Linked DNA regions of Homo sapiens: region 2 is linked to region 1. A link is an interaction called in ENCODE POLR2A ChIA-PET data of the cell type or tissue named here. Cell type or tissue: HepG2. All regions are shown on one strand.

Region 1 (2,500 bases):
GCGTCAGCTCTTGGAGTGGGGGGGCAATGCTCTGCACTGACTCGTAGCTGCAGGTTTGTTATATAAAGTACAGAAGCCTCCTGCCTGACACAGCCCCACAAACCCACATTTGGGGACTGACGCAGCTGCCCCACACTAGTCAGGGCAGCAGCTACGAACCCCCCAGCCTCCTCTCGGGGTCTCTCTGGCTTCCAAACCACCCCCTTGTCCTACAGGGGCTCCCGAGGGCCTCTCAGAGCCATACATGTCAGCGTGGGAGAGGACTTCCAAGGTGAGCCTGGTCAAATGCCTAGTTTTACAGGAGGAGAAAGTGAGGCTGAGAAAGGTTCCAATAATGCCCAGGATCTTCCAGTAAAGCCAATGACCAAGATGAGGGCAGAAGCCTGGTTCTAAAGCCTCAGGCTGCTAGTCTGAGCACCCAGGGTCCCCCAGTGTCCCCTTTCCATCCTAGCCTAGGACCCTTCCCTCTCTCAGCTTAGTAAAAGTAATCCTCCTCCTCCGCCCTCTTCAAAACACCTCCATAGGCATTGGAACCTCGTCACCCTCCCCCAATCCACCGGAGAGGTAATAGCTATATTTAAAGATGCAGCAACTGGGACCAGAGGAGGCAAGACCCTGCTCACGGTCACATAACAGGACTGTGGCAAAGCAGCCGCCATCTGACTCCCTGCTTTCCAGATCTCACTGTCCGCAGACACCTCAGGCTTCAGGGCCCCAGCCCAGACAGCAGGAAGCCAGCAGGAATTTGCCTCCACCACTCTCACGTGCCCACCCACCCACACACCTGCTCCCTGCCCCAGGGTGAGTTTGCTCCATGGAAATATCTGGACAGTGGGGACTACTTCTCATTCTCCCAGACTTGCTGTGTGCCCACCTTCTCTGAAGGTCACCCTGCCAGATGGTGGGGGCACTCCCTGAGGAGGGGGCTGGCTAGCGGTTCATGGAGGTGATGTGGCCCACAGAGGTGGTGAGTGTGCATCTGTGCTCTCTCCTGCATTCAGTCCCATGTGTCTTACCTTCTCCTGCCCTACTTGCTGGCTGTGCATTGTCAGGCCAGTTTCTAAACCTCTCTGGGCCTCCATCTTATCCATATCAGGTAGGATGGTTAATTATGTACCCCTACCAGGTCCTGGGCTTCAGTAAGCAAGTGACTAGAGGCAAAAGCATTTTCTACACTGTGCTTGGAGGAGGAAGACAGCATGACGGGTAGACACAGGCAGAGCAACTGGGGCTATAGACTAGCACAGCAGTGGCAAGCCCCAACCATGAGCTGCAGTGACCTTGACCTTCACTGGTCCTGGGCCCCCTAATCCTGGGGGCTTTGAAAACAGGACAGGAGAAAGTCCCAACTGTGGCCTGGCCCAGGGCCAGGGCTGCGGGTTACACATTAACGCTTGATGGAAAGAGCCAGCCACTGTCAGCCAGGGCCTCCCACCCCAGTGCCCAGCAGGAGCTTCTGCAGGCTCTCTCCACCCCCGCCCTCCTGGCACACCCACACCTGGCTCCCTTATGCCACCCACACCACCTCTCTGTGCTTCCAGGCACAGCCACTTTGCTCGCTGGGCCAGGCAGGGCGGTCGCTGGCAACTGGAAATCTGTCCAGCGCTGCATCTGGGGGAAGCGAGGTGCCCAGCCCCCTCTCGCACATCCCTGGGGAAGCGGCTGCCACCGGCCTTGAGCTTTACCCAGGCAGGGTCTGGGGCCCCTGATGTCAGGCTTGAGGGATAGACAAGGGGCTGGGGGCTCCCTACCCTGTTTGTGCCCAAGTCAAGCCCCACTTACCAGCCAGCAGGACAGTCAGATGGCAGAAGGTGGCCAAGCGGAGCAGCCACGACAGAGATATCGGAGCCATGGCTGAGGGTGGGCAAGAGTCCCGGCGGGGGCCAGGCAGGCGGCTAGAGCCAGGCGGCAGAGCTCAGTGCTGTCCCCTTGCCGCCGCCAGAGATCTGTGGCTTTTTATAATGGGGTTGGCTGCCTCCGCCTCCAGCCCCCGCAGGCAGGAGGGTGGGAGGGGAGAGGAAGGGAGCCAGTGTGCAGCCGCTGGATTCCTCAGGATGTTGCCAAGGAACCAAGCCGGCTTTGTGTCCCTGGGCTTCTCACCATCCTAGGCTTGTCATACTGGGACCTTCCCCGGGAGGCTGGACTGGGCCTGCCTGGGTACAAAGGCCTCCTCTCCTGCCACAAGCTGGGAACATGCCCTAGGATCTGGCCTGGGGCCCTTGATCCTAAGTGGGCAACACACAAAAGGCCAGCAGGCCGTGGAATAGAGAGCGGGGCGCCAAGGGGCCGGGAGAGACTCAGGGCCCCTCCATCCTGGGTCTGACAAGCTCTTCTTTGATCCAGAGAATGCCTCGCCCACATCAGGATGGACCCCTAAATTTCCCCTCTTAGAATCCCAAGCTCCTGGGGGACCTTGTTGATCTATGCATCTCCAGAGCCCAGCAGGGAGCCTGAAGTCAGCAGGGGCTTGGTGCAGGGTCTGCTGAAAGAAGGATTGAGT
Region 2 (2,500 bases), 99 kb before region 1:
CCACACCACCTGAGCATGTGTGAGGGGTTGGAGCTACCGTGGGACTATATACTGTTAATGATTTTAATATATATGGCTTATGACATACTCTGTATCAATGAGATCCCCTCACCCTCACCCCATCCTTCCCCACCAATACACACAAATTTTTTAATCCCATGACCAGGCCACGGTCAAGGCTGTTTTTGAGTATGAGTGCAGTCGTGTCCATCCTCCATGGCACAGCCCTCCTGCTGCCAGGACCTGCTTGAACTACCAGGGCCACAGGAGGGGGATAATCAGAGCTTGAGGCTGGCACTCTGACTGCTGGCTTTTCCCAGACAGCCCAAGGGCCGGAACAGCAGGTGGCTTCTCAGTTCCTCTGGGCCTGGAGTGACACAGGAAGGATCTGCACTTCCTCTGTGCTGCTTGCCAGCCTTGCAGTTGGAGTTTTAAGCAGAGGTGACATCTGGTTGACGCCTCAGGTGAAAATCTGGTTTTAAAATGTAACTTCTGCACAGGCTCCTTCCTGCTTTGTAGGCTGGGAAGATGCCCCTGGGGTAGGGGTGCTGATTACCTCAGCCATGTGGAGGAAGGCTGGAGCTTGTTCCTGCCCCAGGAATAGGCCAGGAGGGAAGGCCGCAGCAGGACTGCCGTGGGGAGCACCCCTGCTGCCCCCCTCTCACTGACCAGGGGTGGACAATGCCCAAGCAGAGGGAGCCCCCTTGCCCTGTTTGGCCACCCTCTGGCCAGCCAAAAGCACTCTGAAACCAAGACCTTCCCATTTCCTCCTCCCCACATGGTGCTGAGGCTCCCTGCTGCAATGCAATTAAAGCAATTGATTTTCTAGTGCTGGTATTTGTTGACTACCATGCAGAAGGGCTATCTTTCTATTCACGTCAAACTTTTGGTTGTGTGGGGTTTTTTGTTGTTTTTTGGGTTTTGTTTTTTAATACTTTAGGGTCCTGATTTGTGGGAACAGACCTTCTTGTAAATAACCACTATTTGAGTTGTGGCAGGAGGATGATAAAGCACGCGGCCCCTCCCAAAGGAGCCCTTGAGCTAGGGAGGTGGTGCAGTCAGCCTCGCTCTCAACGTGACCCGGGGAATGACCACCCAGAGGGATGAGCTAGCCTGTAGAGGGGAACTGGGGTCCAAAGGTCTTTGGGGAGGGAGGCAGAGCTGGCTGGCTCAGCTAAGTGGCACGATGACGCATGAAGGAGATTATGTTGTGCTCTTTATTGCCAAAAATAAACACTTTTAAAAAGACAACTTCTGTTAATCAATAAATATCCTTTCCTTTCTGTACTGGATCTCTGGTTTTCTCCAGGCTGCCTAATTAACTGCTTTGTGCATGTTCCTATCTGGAGACAGTGCTGAGGGGTTAGGGCCAGAGCCTTCATTAAGGAGAAATGAAATACTCCTCCTGTGTATGTGGGAGGGGCCCTTGCTCCTGCGGCTGCTTCCACCCCCACCCCCACCCCCACCCCCACCAAACTAAATGATCAGGTCATTGGAGGTGAAGGGGTTCATGACTGCTGGACAGAGAATGAAATATCATGTTTATTTGGTGGGGAGGGGACAGCCAGGGTCTAATGCTATTCCAAAAGGTTACTTCTCAAATTAGGGACACCTGGGAATTTGAAGCGCTAGCAGGCCAGCCCTGGGGCAAGAACTGGAAGGGTTTATAGGCCCCCTGAATAAAGGCTATGGCACTTGATCCTCAACACCAGACATCTAAGGTACAACTGAAAATGACTCATTTTGGACAGAAAGGGTTTAGAGTAAAGAGCTGGACTAACCAGGAGAGAAGTCTAGTTGGTTCCCTACAGGTGCACTGGAAACACTCCAGCAGGGACCTTCTGGGATCTGGGGAGCACTGCTGCCAATTATTAACAGCAGTCAGGGCCAGTAAAGACCTATCCTGCCTAAACACCACTGCATCCCTGGTAATCTATCTATGACCCACTTCTAGTTGGTACTGATGTCCTGCCAAGAAGCTCAACCAACAGTAGACTAGATTCTCAGAAACGAGAAGAGTCTGAAGAGAGACCCCCATATCCAGCTGCTGGCCTGAATCTCCGTTTTTGCTGAAGCAGGCAAGCTGCAGTTAATTTATGGTTAGCACATCACTCTGGATCTCGTGGCTTAATTGAGTTTGTAAATCACTCAGTTTCTTCTTCAATCCTGAGAGGGCTGACAGGACAATGGTTTCAGGACGCAGAGAGCCACAGGACTCCACATTGTAGTAAAACCTAGGAGGCAAGAGTCCAGTGAGTGCACTGCGAGGCAGGCTGGCCGACCCGAGCTCTGGCCATGGACAACCCTTCCTCCTTCCGGGTCTTGGCTCTGTTCCCACATGGAACTTGACCTTGGGCCAGGGCTAACTTCCTTTCATGTAAAACCTCTTACATAGGGTAGTTTCAACACACTTTGCACAACCTCAAGGAGGCTACAACTACCTCATAAGGTACCTGTGAAAATCCTAAAGTTCTGTATGTATGCATGCCCCCTGAGGAGA

The links. ChIA-PET counts read pairs that join two places held together with the same protein. Peaks named below come from ENCODE experiments on the same cell type or tissue, not always from the same donor. Only the 100,000 strongest peaks of a DNase experiment are listed, where the experiment ranks them.
Region 2: POLR2A ChIA-PET joins it to region 1 with 12 read pairs; 3 of 35 experiments call an interaction of 5 or more read pairs at or near these places.

What each region holds. Positions count from the first base shown.
Region 1 is chr16:57,371,921-57,374,420 of GRCh38, reverse strand. It overlaps CX3CL1 (C-X3-C motif chemokine ligand 1), which reads right to left and starts at 1,931. Exons shown (of 3, transcript NM_002996.6): 1 at 1,783-1,931. The coding sequence starts at 1,852. In HepG2, a CTCF peak has its summit at 1,931; DNase peaks (open chromatin) are centred at 730, 1,350 and 2,020; H3K4me3 peaks cover 2,500 bases.
Region 2 is chr16:57,470,709-57,473,208 of GRCh38, reverse strand. POLR2C (RNA polymerase II subunit C) reads right to left here. Exons shown (of 9, transcript NM_032940.3): 9 at 1,200-2,234. The coding sequence ends at 2,090. DOK4 (docking protein 4) reads left to right here. Exons shown (of 9, transcript NM_018110.5): 9 at 1-1,287. Among named protein-coding and RNA genes, the nearest start is that of POLR2C, 9.3 kb to the right of the region's middle. RefSeq lists an enhancer at 1-219. In HepG2, no CTCF peak of the experiment used is centred here; a DNase peak (open chromatin) is centred at 1,118.